3 separate regions of the Homo sapiens genome follow, and all the other regions are linked to region 2. The links are chromatin loops, found by intact Hi-C in ENCODE. Cell type or tissue: mammary epithelial cell. All regions are shown on one strand. Region 1 overlaps TEX41 (testis expressed 41). Region 2 has its middle 600 kb from the start of LINC01966. Region 3 overlaps QTMAN (queuosine-tRNA mannosyltransferase).

Region 1 (5,000 bases), 590 kb after region 2:
GAAACCTGCTCTTCCTTCTATGTTGCTTACTTTTTGTTAATTATGTCATTCTCCACTGTTATTCTAAATATAGAAAGCATTCACTTGCTCCTCACCCTGACCAGGCCAACAAAGAGATAGGTGCTATCTAATTGAGACAAAATCAATTTTACCTACCCACATACAAAAGAAATGTCAGTTAGGGACACTATTTAGAGATCTGAAATTAAAAAACAATAACAATAGAAAGTACTTTTGAAATCAATTTATATAAGCATTATTTAAATAGATTATTAAGCCTACAAGTGTAGACAAGATTCAAATGTGATCACAGAAGGTGAGTAAAATTGCTGATTTTTTTGTTTTCTTATATTAAAAGAGTTTTTTTCCAGTTATATGTGACATTCAGTCTTTGAGGATTAGAGAAAAGACTGTACACATCTTTGTGCCACCAAGGACCTAGCAAATTCTCTTTGGTAGATGTCAAAGGAATGGGTTTTGCTAACAGAATTGAATAGAAACTCATAGAATAAATGAATATATATTTCCCTATTTTTCTGTTTTTTATGAAAAGAGAGGATCTGATGTCAGTACTTCGACATGGTAGAATTTCTTTACCCAGCACCAGTTATTTTCACCTCACCACTCACCACTGTGTATTAATTACTCTTGCAATTTCTGCCATATCTGCATAGCATCTGCCTTGTAATTTAGCTAATATTTTTCTTTAACTTTTGGTTCTTGAACAAATATATCTTTAAGGTAAATGTTATGTCACTACGAAAATGGAAAACCTTATAAAAGAAGTGACTGTGGCCAGGAACAGGGGCTCATGCCTATAATCCCAGAACTTTGGGAGGCCAAGGTGGGCGGATCACCTGAGGTCAGGAGTTTGAGACCAGTCGGGCCAGCATGGAGAAAACCTGTCTTTACTAAAAATACAAAAATTAGCTGGGTGTGGTGGCATGTGCCTGTAGTCCCAGCTACTCAGGAGGCTGAGACAGGAGAATCACTTGATCCTGGGAGGTGAAGCTTGCAGTGAGCCGAGATCACGCCACTGCACTCCAGCCTGGGCGACAGAGAGAGATTCTGTCTCCACAACAACAACAACAAAAAGTAACTGTAAAATTTATCTCAGTGAAAATCAAACACTTATTGAATTCTGTCTGGTGCCTAAGGAAGGCTCAGAGCCTGAGTCCTGTTCTCTCATTCTTTTTTTTTTTTTTTTTAAAGGAATGGTTAGAAGGCAGCTAAATATCCACAGTTATAGACATGCTAACACCAAATAGAGAATTCTTCCTTTCATTAATCGGAAAGAGTGAAAGACAACTGAAGAGACATTAACTTTCTGCCCAAGTGATACATTATCATTTAAAGTAATATTTATATCACAAAATCACCTCATATTCAATGTTGGTACACATGCAAAATTTGGGAGAACATTGGTAAAGTGGAAAAATATACTACTCTAGGCAGCAGATATTGATTCTGGAAAAGATTTTGTCAACCTCATTTGCAACCACAGTCAAGTGCTGCAATTTCTCTGTGCCTTAAATAACTATTTGACAATGGGGAATGTGGATTTTGTATCAAACAGGGTGATCTAAGTTAGGCTGTGGTTACAATCACCAAATCTTACTGACTGTATTTGTGTTTGCTGACTGTATTTGTAGTTTAAACCAAAAATTTTATTTCTCCTTCCCTCTAGATGTTCTATGCAGGTCAGCTGGGATCATGTTCCTGCTTTGTCATCATCCTCACTCCAAGATTCAAGATAACAGAGCTACCACTGCCTGGAATATCACTGGTCACAATGACACAGGAAAACCACCCACTGCTTCTTAAAGCTTTTGCCTGGTAATAACACACGATCATGTTTAATTGGCTAAAGCATGTCATATGTCCACACCTGGCTTCAAGTCAGTATAGAAGTGCAATTCTGCTATAAGCCCAGAAGGTGGGAGTACCAAAATATTTGTGAGTTATAGTAACTTCCATCAACTTAATATTCTCTAAAATCCTTTTAATTTATTAAATTCTATGATTATAACAAAATAGTACTTTACATTTAATGTATGAGTTTTTTTTAATTTGTCAGGTTATTTACTTTGGAAAATTTTATTATATGAAAAAGCTATTACACAAGTGTATCATATTCTTCAAAGATTCATTATTAAACACACTAAAAATTTTAGGAGATTAGAACTTGATATAAATATAAACTATCCAATCAGGATGGTTAAAAGTAGAAAAAGAATTTCTTGGTTTTGTCTTTGAGTGTTACTTAAATAACACAAAAATATGTGACCTAAATAATTTCAATGGTAATAGGAATTGCACAGAATAAAAGAAAATAAATGTTTAGAAACTTGCAAATGTTAGGAAAGTTTTATAATCATTAAATTGCAAAGGTCTGATGTTAGTGGAAAAACTTAGTTTGATCTCTGTTAGTGTGCCCTAGTTCTAAATGCACAGGCTCTCATGGCATCCACGGACTTGCCATGCCTGGTTAGATTTGTCTTCTTCAGCTACCACTCAGTTACTAACAGAACCAGGCTCAGCACCTCCTCCCCTGCATGGCTTGGCCATCACATGTAAAAGTGATCTGGCTTATTTAAACAGAATATTTTTTACTGTTCCCTTTGTTATTACATATCGTAGCAAAGAGCTTTGAGCATTTTACCACTGTCTACATATCAAAATAGGTCATAGAACCTTCACAGGAACATCAAATCAGAAGATCAATAACATCACCATAGCTTGTACCAAACATTTTGAAGTGTGACCATTCTGCCTTTTAGTCTGCTGCCAATATATTCTGTCTTCCATTAGTCTCTTGCGTTCTTTGAGTAGTGATCTCTCTCCAACTTGACTAAAAACTTCTTTGGTGCAAAGCCAAGCTGATGCTTCTTTAGGGTCAACCATAATACCTAATACAATGTTGAGCACATAGTAAGTCTCCTGAAACTTTTGTTGTTGTGGTCGACACCTATTTAGAACAGAAGGAGGATAGACGGCTTTTATTTATTCATTTAAAAAGACAGTTTTGAGTAGCCACAATATAGCGTGGACTGTATGTATAAAACAGAAACAAACTACAAAACCCAGGGCAGTGGTCCTCAATGAGGGTCAATTTCACCTCCCAGGGGACATTTAGCAAAGTCTAAACACAGTTTTATTTGTCATAGTTGGCGGGCGGGGGGCAAGGTGCTGCTGGTATCTACTGGGTAGAGGCAAAGAATGATGCTAAACATCTTATAACGCACAGGACAGCCTCCACCACAAATAATTATCCAGTCTCAAACATCGATCATGCCTGGACTGAGAGACCCTGCCCTACACAGTAGTGCGTGAGTCAGAGAGTGAAGAGTAATTTTAATACAAATTTCTTAATAGTGGTTTTTCTTTCCCACTGTTTTGAAAGGCAACAGTTTCACTATTTGTATCTAACTAAACAATATGACTTTAGATGTAGACATAGGACAAAAACTACATAAGGGGGTTGTTGGAAGACTTTTGTTGTTGAGCATACTTTTGTGGATGAAGGTATAAATAGTTGTTTCCATTATTTTCTTAGAGTAGAATTAACAACTTCCTCATTAAAAGAAATAAAGAATATAATAGTAGGTGAGATTAAGTTTAGAAAAGCTATATTTATACCGCCATGGCATTTCTGAAACCCCAATAACTACCATGGCTACTTCACAGCTTGAGATCAGTTAAGACCGGCTAAGACCAAAATTCTCTTTGCTCAAGGGTCTTGAGTAGAAAAATAATATCCAATAACTTTGTACATAGTAAATTTATAATATATTTCAAATAAATAAAAAATACCCAGTTCATGTATAAGAATTTTTAACCAGATAAGGATGAATCATAATAAAGCAGAATTATTGAAAGTTTGCATCCTAGCCTTCTTGCCAGTATTCCAAGGTCTAGTTTGAAAATGCCGTGCTCAGTAGTTTAATACAAGCTAGCATTTGTTTGATGGTAAAATCTCCTTTATTAGAGGGCTAGTGTTTGGGAAACCTCCCATGAACAACCTAATTGTAGGTAACCCATGGAGAGAGTGCTAAAAGTCAACACTCCACTTATGAAAAGTACTGCAAAACTTTAGTAAAACATTCATTCTTTGTGCCTATCAGAGATTCAAAGAAGTATAGTAATAAGTTTCAAGGATATCTATTGCATCCTCTTTGCCATGTGGGAGTTGGTAAGTCTAAAAAATCTATTTATCTTTGTGTATTGGTATCTGTCTGTCTCTCTCTCTCTCTCTCTCTCTCTTCCCTCCCCCCCACCTTGTGTCTCGGAGAATATAGGTGGAGGTCACATCCTTCTCTCTGTATCTCATTTTCTGCATTACCTAGTAGAACTAGCAAAGTTCTCATCTTTGTCTTTATATTTGTTAATCTCTTTGTGTTTTACTCTGAGTATTTTCTTGTTGTTCTTTAGCTGTCTCTTTCACTCAATTGGCCATTCTGAATAACTAAACAGGTATTTTTCTGGCTTTAGTAATTGAATTATTTTACATTTCATGTTAAATGTTCATGCATTCAATTAATTACTTAAAATACAAATACTGAATACTTACTGTATTCCTGGATCATGTTAGGTACTAAGAATATGACAATTAACAAAACATATGCTGCCCCTACCCCACATGCCTTACAGTTTTTGGAGAAAATAGACAGGTAACCTGCCAATGATAATAGAATGTGATAAATGCTTTGATCACAGAAGAGTTCTGTGAGAATAAAAAGAAGAGACATGTAAGTTAGTCCTAAAAGAGTTGGTTCTTGAGGAAACACTCCTGGAGGTTTTGATATCTAGGCTTGAATGTGAAGAGCGAGGGGCTATCAACTTACTGGGATATGGAAGAATGATTATTCAAAGAAATAGCATCCAAAAAGCAACACACTCAGATGTGTGTTTTCAAAATACCACTCTTTTTCATAAAGTACTTCAATGAGGGCTGGATTAGAAGCAAGGAGACCAACCAGAAGACAATAGCAGTTGTACCT
Region 2 (5,000 bases):
ATTAAAATTAAAAACTGAGACAGAATAACTAATTTTGAACGGGCCTAATAAGTGGCAAATCTAAAATGAAATAATTCAATTTGATGTCAAAGTTCATGTTCTGTCTGCCACACAGTGGTTGCCTTCTTAGACCGTGAATTTCTGCATTACGTTATTATAGTTGGTTCTTATAGTTGCTTAGTAATGGTGATGGCACATGACCCAATGGAGTTATTTTTCAGTAGGTATCATTGGCTTAAACCCACTTAGAAGAGTTTTCTAACATAGATAATTGGCTCAAATGCATGACTTTTCTGTCCAAAATCTATTAGAGTACATTTTGTGCTGGGATCTAACACATGTATTGAGCCATGAAAAATTAGCTGAAATAATTAGTGCCCTCTTGAAGGTGATTGTTAAATTAATACCTGTGTATAAGTATAGAATCAGGTATTTTGCAAATAAAGGGAAAAAACTAAGGAAATCTTCTGTATGTCCAAGCATGTGAAATAGTCAAGTTAGGTATTCTAAAGTGAATATGAAATAAATAATAGAATAGTTCATAACATAGCTCTAAATGTTACTGTACTGCTGCTCTTCATGATAATTGAATCCAAGTAACAGCACACATAGCCACAAATCTTCCAAAAAGAATACCGTTTAATAAGGATATCAGATAAATCCACCTATAACCCACAAATACAACATAGCAGGGAAAACAATACAAAAACTTCTATTTGTATGTAAGTGCAAGAATAAACACCTGAAATTAGCAGTAATCTCTGACACCCTGGCAGAAAGCTGAGTCAGTCTTAGCTTCCACAAAAAAAGAGGAGAGTACCAGCAGGTCATGCAACTCAGTAAACCTAACCCTCAGAATTATTCAATCCCATCCTGATGGGAAAATGTACGGAAAGCAGGAGCAGGTTTGACACCTTATGGATTAGAACTCTAACGGCTTCAAAAGGAATTGGCTTGAAAGTGCATGGGATTAGAGGTGGCAATTCTGAGAAGGTAAAACTCTAGAGCAGATTGAAGCAATTTGGAAGGAAATGGAATAGTTTGAAGATTTGGGAAGAAGAGAAAAGAAGAAAGCAAGCAATCCTTTAGTGGTCCATAAAACAAAACAAAACAAAAATAGATTGTAGAATCAGAAGATGCACCAACCCATTCCCAATATGTAGAGTTAGTTAAAGAAATCAAACTGCTCTATATCAATAAAAGAGAATTCTACTAAACTAAGAAGTCTAGTAACTACTCAAGCCTTCCATATTTCACCTTTTATTGCTTGCCCTGAAAACTCTATCACATTTAAAAATGAATAACAACAAAATGGCAGGAACAACTCATGCAAAGTGACACATAAAAAACTAAACAAAACAGAAAGTGGCAATCAAAATTATTCAATTGATTAAGGTGTTAACAGAAACCTAAACTGGAAAACAGAATAAAACTGCAACTCAATACTACAATATAAATTAAACAAACATTATTTGGCAGATATGAAAGTCCATGCCAAATCAGAAGAGAAATAATGATAAAACTAAATGTATAACATAAGAGTTGACTAAAATCATGAAAAATTCCAAGAAAAAGACATAATTATCTCAGAAACATAGATCAGATTATTAGGTGCCCATGGAAAATTAGATTTGACTGAAAATATAGTTATGGCAAGAGACTTTGGAAAACAAAAGCAATCAAGAGAATGAAAACAAAATAAATTAGAAATGTGTAAAAGAAAGTAATACATATAGAGGAAAGGCAAAGAAATTACTTCTAGTCTTTCTAGTCCCATCAACTTGCACATTCCAATGGAGATTTTCTCCAAGTTCCACTAGTTAGTGAACAGAGAGTCCTAGTGTCACCAGACCAGGCTTTGCTGAATTCTAAGGCTGGGCAAAGTTGAGTTTGAAAATGGCACAATTATTCAGGTTAGCTGAGTTGGGACTTGGGTAGGTAAAGATGATCATCTAAGTACCAGTTGCACTGGACCAAGAAAGATAAATAATGCAAAAAGCATGATTCCACTCTCAATAGTTTCCAGTGTTGCCAGGAAGACAATATGAGAGTGCTTGTAAGACACCACACCCAAGTGATTCATTTCTTATGGGAGATAAAGGTTAAATTGTACTGGAAGCTTAGAGGTGAGAAAAACCATCACCATCTGGGGGCAGAAGAGATCACCTATTCCAAAGATATTGCAATTGCTTAAAACTTTTTTGCAACTTGAACTTTGAAAATGTTTTTACAATAAAAACAAAATGTTAGTCATGTTCTCACCAAAGTACACATCACCCTTTTTATTAACCCATGCTGTTCACTAGATAAGACTCCAAATGTTTTTATTCTGTTCTTAAAAATCAGATTCACTAATCAAAGTTACAAAACATGCCGTCATTCTAGGTAAAGGTACAGGCTCTGAACTCCTCCCAAAAGTATGTTTAAATCTGTTATTTTCAAAAGTGATATTGTTAGAGTTATAAGAATATATTCTTAGGGTTGTGATTCACAACACCACGCATCTTTGAATATATACATTTCACATATGTTTTTTAAAAATCTGTCAAATTATAGTCATATCTCAAGTGAAATAAGTAAACCATTATGACTGAATTCTTCCTTTAAGAAATCTTTGCCTCTGCACAGGTTCTCTCCAGTTGACAGCTAGAATATTCTTTTAAACTATAGATGAATTTTCTTGTCATTGTGCTAATAAAATCCTGTAATAGCTTCCAGTGAAGTGTCACAGCTTTAAGATGCTACACGAGAAAGCCCCTGTTCAACATTTGTCTCCATTCCCTCCATGACCCCGAAGTGACAATTTTCCAGTCACACAGCATCCTTGCACTTTCTTGAACAGACCAAGCTTCATCCAGTCTAAGTGCCATCACCTCAGCTCTCCCTGCTTCTCAAAAGGCATTTTCTCCAAGTCTTTATGTAGCCACCACCTGCTCTTTCTTTATCAAGCATTAACTCAAAGCTACCTCCACAAAGTGTGCTTTCTCAGCCATCTTATCTAAACTAATGCCAATTCTGCCTGCCCCTGCCCTGCTGGTCCACAAATCTGTGTTCTAATAGTACCTACTCCAGGTATATTCGATTAAGTGTTTATTGTCCGTCACCCTAAATGGTAAGTCCCATGTCTCTTTTTCAGTGCATAACATAATATTGTACACTAGACAATTTAGCTTATCATAATTTTTTAAACTAATTTTTTAAAAATTAGTCTAGGGCCGGGCGCGGTGGCTCACGCCTGTAATCCTAGCACTTTGGGAGGCTGAGACTGGCGGATCACGAGGTAGGGAGATCGAGACCATCCTGGCTAACACGGTGAAACCCCGTCTGTACTAAAAATACAAAAAATTAGCCGGGCGTGGCGCCTGTAGTCCCAGCTACTCCGGAGGCTGAGGCAGGAGAATGGCGTGAACCCGGGAAGTGGAGCTTGCAGTGAGCTGAGACCGCGCCACCGCACTCTGGCCTGGGCGACAGAGCAAGACTCTGTCTCAAAAATAAATATATAAATAAAATTTAAAAAATAAAAATTAGTCTACCATGGTTAGACCATATTTATTAAATAAATATGTGATTCAATGAATGAGGGATTAAAATAATAAATACATAAATGAAGATAGTGGAATTCGATTCATCTCATTCAGCTTTTCTCCCTTCTGATGGCTTATAAGAAAATAGTTGCTTCCCTGTGGGAAGGAAAAGAAAGGTATCCTTTATTCCCCCACTTCTTAGGGTTTATTACAAATAAGTGTGGGACTAAGGAAACTTAGTTTAAAATATAATGATGAACTAAATCTAGTGTTCAATGTTATGTTACCTGACTGCCATGTTCTTCAATCCTTCTTCAACTAAACACTCACATAGAGTTTGTTAACTGATATTAAAAATGAAAAGGGAAAAATACACAGACATCATGTGCATCCAGTTTCACATTTATTGATAAGTAAAAATACAGGCTACTGTATTGTTCTCCTACTGGCAAACAGACACAAGAGCAAGGAGGAAATACAGGTATTTCAGAGGAAAATGACAGCTGATGGATAGCTCCCTAAGATGATTGTTTTTGAACTATTTTCAAAGCTATGCTACCTTTTCCATTCTAAATTATGGAGACTTGAATTTTCTTTGACTCAAAGCAGAGTCTAGAGACAAGTGACAGTTACCAAATACAAGGGCGCCATGCAGTTCAAATTTATAAAATAGCAAATATGACAACGCACATTTTTATATTTCCTCGTGTGAGTGGATTTTATTATTTCTGATAGTGACTCAGCCATTAGATAAGACGGGTAAGTATCACTGGACAGGCATTGATAGAAATGGAAAAAAAAAAGCAAAGATCAGGAGCAGAATGAAACTCTATTCTTTTCAGTTCTCGACAGTTTCTTTTATTTAAAGTTTCCAAGTATTATCTATGAATGTCACTTTTTAAACCATTGTGGTGAAAAGCTCATTATCAAGGCCATCACAAACAAAAGGAAAATTATTTTGTGTGTTTTAAAAAGTAAGGAGTAATTATTATGGCTGAGGAAAAAATCAATTCATTCTTTTTTGTGTTGTTCAGTTCTTATTTTTTCTTTATCTTTAGCTTTAAATGATGTCTAGTCCAGAGGCGTGAGGCCATGAAGTCCCTTCATGGTGCTTCTCCGGGGAAAAGCAAAAATAAATAAAGAGAAAAAGCTTGGAATGAAAACAGCGAATATAAAGTCTTTATTCAAAAGCATTAGAGAAGCTAAAATATTGATATGCTTCTCTACCTATAGGCTATGGATATCTGCATATTTTTCTGAACGCCAAAGTCATGCATTTTATGGTGAAGGTTTTGTGTGAAAGCATGCCATGCTACAGTGCTGCATTTCATTATTATGGGATATAAATCCTCACATAGCATATTTTTCCTCACAGAGAATCTGTAGCTATATCTTATTCTGGCACTGTGAGTTTGTTTCCTGAATAGACTCACTTAAAATCTGGAGGAGAGGAAGGAGAGAAAGACAGGGAGATAA
Region 3 (5,000 bases), 1.3 Mb after region 2:
GGCAGTCTGTATAATTTTGGCAATAATAATAATTTCATTTTTTCTTCTCTCAGCTCAAGCACAAGTGATCTAGGGAGAAAAATTACTTCCAAATGAGCTTACAATTGCCAACAACCCAAAATTTAACCAAATTGGATCATTGCACACTGCACTGTGTTTGGAAAAAAGACTGACAGAATGTTCTTTCAGTAGATTCTAAGGTATAGGAATTACTTAAGTGCAGTGGCTCTGGAAAATGGTTATTGCGTAAAGATCTGGAGTAATTAAGTCACATACTGTTCATGTGTAGAAGAATTTTCTAATAATTTTGATAAGTAACATTTTGTATGATGAAAACAAGAATAGTAAGAGTAGAAACTATAGAATGGCAAATAAAACAATTCTCAGATATTGCAACATTTTGAAATTTGATTCATCATTTAATTTGGATTTCATTGCCAAAACAATTTAATAATAATAATGGTAAACAGTCTCAAAATGCTTACATCATGCCTACAATGTACCAAGCAGTGGTCTAAGCACCTTACACATCTCACACCACCCTATAAGAGGAGTACTCTCATAGGCCCATTTATCACATGAGGAAATAGAAACAAACAGAAGACCAAAAACAAAAAATGCAAAAAACAAAACTTGGCCAGGTGCAGTGGCTCACAGCTGTAATCCCAGCACTTTGGGAGGCAGAGGTGGTTGGATCACCTGAGGTCATGAGTTCGAGACCAGCCTGGCCAATATGGTGAAACCCCCATCTCTAATAAAAATACAAAAATTAGCCAGGCATAGTGGCGCACACCTGTGGTCCCAGCTACTTGGGTGGCTGAGGCAGGAGAATCGCTTGAACTCAGGAGGCGGAGGTGCAGTGAGCCCAGATTGTGTCACTGCACTCCAGCCTGGTGACAGAGCAATACTCTGTCTCAAACAAACAAACAAACAAACAAACTTTCCCTAAATCGCATAGCTAGTAGTTAGCAAAGCAGGCAGTCTTCCCTTAGAATCCATGGTAGACCTGGGTAGTCTGCCTTCATAGTCCATGGTACACCCAGGTGGCCCACCTTTGGAGTACATGACCTTAACCACAGTTCTAGTTTAAACATTAATGAATGCAGTTGTTAAATAGTGTATCTATGCATTGTGGGGTTTTAAACAAATATGGAGATGACATGATTTTTTGCCCTTTAAAACCAGTCTCTGGCACTGTTTGCCATATAATTTGCATTGCACGCACACCACAATGATTCCTTTGATTTAACCTTTTCCTACTACTGTGAAAAGGCAATGTTAGCATATATTCCTTATGTATTTACAAATAAAGGGATTTTTATAAAAAGAAAACTTGAGATGATCTCCTTAGTTTAAACTGTACCTTATAGTTATGGATAAATTAGATGTAGGGATTACTAACTTTAGGAGATTTTATAAGGACTTCAATAGGTAAAAGCCTATGTACATACCTTGCTCTTTACCTAAGAATATTTTATAAGTAGAAATTACTTTAAATCAAATAATTCAAAAGGTAATAGGCATGCTTACTATTACAAGTTTTATTGTTAATATTTTTTATTTTTTAAATTTTAAAAGTAATATATAATTGTATAATAGAACTTTGGAGATAAAATATGAAAATTCATAAACCCAGAATCTGTAATAACCTGTTTTACTTCCTTATGGTCTTTTCCTATGTATCTAGTCTTACATTGCTTTAATAATAGTATATTTATAATTTTGTACTTTAGGAAGTTTTAAATTTATTGTTAATATTATTAGGGATCTTTTTTGGGTAAAAATACAATAAAATTTTGTCTTTTGGATAAATCCACATTTTCATATTCCGGGTTTGTTTTGTAGTCTCTACCAAGTACACATATTATAATTCAGAAACAGTTTTGTGTTATTCTATTTACTGCTGTCTCTTCACCCTCTTTTTGTTTCTGTGCCTTTGGCTTTCCCTAGCTGGGCACAGTCAGGTCCACTGATGCCCCCTATCTGCAAACTCAGTCTTGCACAGTACCTGAGCCATTCTTACCTGAGTCAGCTGATAGACACATCCTTAGCTTCAGATGCACACCTGCTCGTTGATGTGACTTATAGTTTTATCCATCCAAGACCTGGAATTCGTCCGCACAGCTGTTTGGGCTCCTACGTTCTTCCAGCTGACATTCACCCCTAGGTCTCTCTTGTTGCCAGTTGCCATGAGATCAGCCCTAGGCCTTTACTTTGCTGCTCTTTCCCTTATCTCTCCTCACCTTTCAACTGCCACCTTTAGCTAACTTGGCCAGATTTTTCTCTCTTTGTTTTTTTCCCCTGATATATTCTGCTTTATTCTATAGGCACCTTCTGGGGCTTTGATACTTCTTCCTTAGTTCCTGCCAGTTCTGTCCGCTGCATAATCCCAGTCAAGCTTGACATCTGTACAAGATTTTCCAGAGTCACTTCCTAAATTCTGAGCAAGACTTCTCCTTGAAATCTTTACTCTTCTGCTTTATTCATTGAATTTAACCAGCATCTTGCCCAAGTTATGCTCTTTTGACCTAGGTTTTTTGATTGGCCCACTGTCTTTTTTGATGACAGGTGTTGTAGGTGGTACTGTTTCCTTTGAAGTATATTCGTTCCTGGAACCAGGTCTCAGCCTCATTTGCAAAGGCCTGAAAACACCCAGGACAGTGTCAGCATGGTTTCTCCTGAAGGCAAATTACCGTGTAAAAATCAGGAGAGCAAAATAAAAATTTTAATGCATGTAGTTACTCTTCTAAATTCACTCACTGATTTTTGTTAGGTCTATTCAGATCCTTTTTACAGCTGAACCATTTATCACTTGAAGCAAAAGGAGCAACTGTCTATGCCACGTCCAAATGTCTTTGTACTATGAAAACTTGAGATGCAAGGCATGTTGTGTCTAGGTTTAACATCACTGTAACACATGAAATAAGAGTCCATCAATGCAAACTAAATTAAAACTGTAGTTGCATAAATAGAATCTATGGTAAGCTCTCTTTGCCTTACCCCATTTATTCTACTTATTGATGAATTTTCATAACTTACTCCTTGAATAAATTATCCAAGAATTAGCCTGTGATTTTCTTTACATATTTCTTCATATTTGTACACAGGTATTGCCATAATAAAATCTTATAGTGATTACTGTTTTTTACTACTTACTTGGGCTGGATTTTAAAATAATGATTACTGTTTTTACTCTCCATTTGGACTGGATTTTTCATTTACAATTTATATTAAAATGGAACAACATTGTCAAGTCTACTGTTAGAAAGGACTCAATCATTCTTTCGTTTTTTTCAACTGTAGGGACATTCATATCCTTTCCTCCCTAGTCATACATGTAACTGGTCCTATCAGTAACATGATTAGATCACAAAACTTCTTTCTGGTAAGATATGAAATTTGGGCATTCACATTTAATTTTAACCTTCTGACATTATGCTGTTCTTTTCCTCTCTGGCTTCTATGTGGAATAATGTGGCATGGCCAGTTTCTTACAAGATGTAAGTGGGTGGGGAGGTTCTGCAACAGGGTACTGGAACAAGACAGCCACAGGGAATTGACTCGATTAAATATATCATTTCCATTGTATACAGTTGTGATGTCCAAGTGATCTGATGATATGAGTCATAATCATAGGAAGCTTTTGGTCATAAATAAATACAAGAAAGAAGTAATGAAGGATCCCAGCTAGTAGAACATGACAATGGAGTGTCTGTTTAACCATCAAGTGTAGACAGGCTGGTACTCGATTTCAGTATGATCTCTTCAGACCACATGTTACCTTTTCTTTCGTGCCATACTCAGATGTCCCAAATTATTATCACTCTTATGACTGACTAACATAGAGGATTTCCAGCATTTTCTTGGGTTGCGTGGAGTTGTCTCAGAGATTTCTATATATTAATATATACAAAGGACATGTTGTCAAAGGAAGTGAAAAAAGGTTGAGTTAGGTGAATTTCCAGACCATCTATTCCTGCTTTACTCAAAGGTGTTTTTGTGTATTTTACGTACCAGTTGTGTGTAAGAATTCATTTGAGAAAGTGGCTGCCTTAAATTAGTCTGAGAGCTATTTCCTCTGTCCATCACAGATAGAAAGACACGATTTGGTGCTGTCTCCCCTCTAACCGTTGATGTGACAGCTATTCATTGAATACCTGTTGACTGCCAGGCCCTGTAATGCTTTGTTAGGCATCTTGATCATCTACTGAGGTATTGAATGATCACTGCGTTACAGTCTTAAGTTTTCCCTCTGGTTCTGCGCATAAGTTACCATGTTTTCTTTCCACATTTTCTTGATAATCTTACAACTTCAAAGTGACTTCTATACCAAAAGTTCCAAAATCTGTCTCCAGTCTCACTTTGCCATGTAATACTCATGTGAGATTTGATAAGTCATCCTTTCTGAGCCTCAGTTTTCTTATTTGTACAACTGATGTAATTACCAACACTAGAAGGATAAAAAGACAGTGAAAGGTACAAGCTTATATAAGTATAAAGGATAATATTATTTTTATTGCTGTAATCAGTAACTTTAGGACCATATCTCAACATTTTTGTAGGAAATGCTTGTTTGTACAGACCCTGACACCTTAAACTTAAGATTTACTAAATAGTGTTCAGTCACTCTTTTTTCTTGCATGAGACACTGTCCTTGATTTTATATTTTTATGATGGCATGATCTTTCCGATAGTCATTACATTTCAAAATCTTGAAGGTACATTTTTAGTGCCTTCTCCTCCTTTAGAGGAGAAATGTTACTACATTTCTTCAGACTTTCTTTGCAACTTGTCTGTATTGCTCTAATCATCTCATAACTGGTCCCTTTTTCTTTAGTCTTTACGTGTACTGTTATGGAATTTTTATTTTTTTGTTTTTGTTTTGTTATTTTTGCCTTTTGTTTCTCTACTCCTAAAAAAATATAGCCTGAAACTTCAGCATCCCCGCACTGTGTACACATTGGCTCACTTGTAAGCCTTGCATTCAAGGTCCTCTACAA

The links. A loop is a pair of places that touch in the nucleus more often than their neighbours do. Peaks named below come from ENCODE experiments on the same cell type or tissue, not always from the same donor. Only the 100,000 strongest peaks of a DNase experiment are listed, where the experiment ranks them.
Region 1: it touches region 2 in a loop (4-fold over the local background); 1 of 110 quality-filtered maps calls a loop at or near these places.
Region 3: a loop joins it to region 2, with 12 times the contacts of the local background. A loop is called at or near these places in 1 of 110 quality-filtered maps.

The regions. Positions count from the first base shown.
Region 1 is chr2:144,887,856-144,892,855 of GRCh38, reverse strand. The region is part of intron 2 of TEX41 (testis expressed 41); the gene reads right to left. Among named protein-coding and RNA genes, the nearest start is that of LINC01966, 8.4 kb to the right of the region's middle. In mammary epithelial cell, a CTCF peak has its summit at 1,933; no DNase peak of the experiment used is centred here.
Region 2 is chr2:145,481,753-145,486,752 of GRCh38, reverse strand. No RefSeq gene overlaps it. Among named protein-coding and RNA genes, the nearest start is that of LINC01966, 600 kb to the right of the region's middle. In mammary epithelial cell, a CTCF peak has its summit at 2,145; a DNase peak (open chromatin) is centred at 2,102; H3K27ac peaks cover 398 bases.
Region 3 is chr2:144,159,859-144,164,858 of GRCh38, reverse strand. All of the region lies in intron 4 of QTMAN (queuosine-tRNA mannosyltransferase), which reads left to right. Among named protein-coding and RNA genes, the nearest start is that of QTMAN, 170 kb to the left of the region's middle. In mammary epithelial cell, a CTCF peak has its summit at 1,980; no DNase peak of the experiment used is centred here.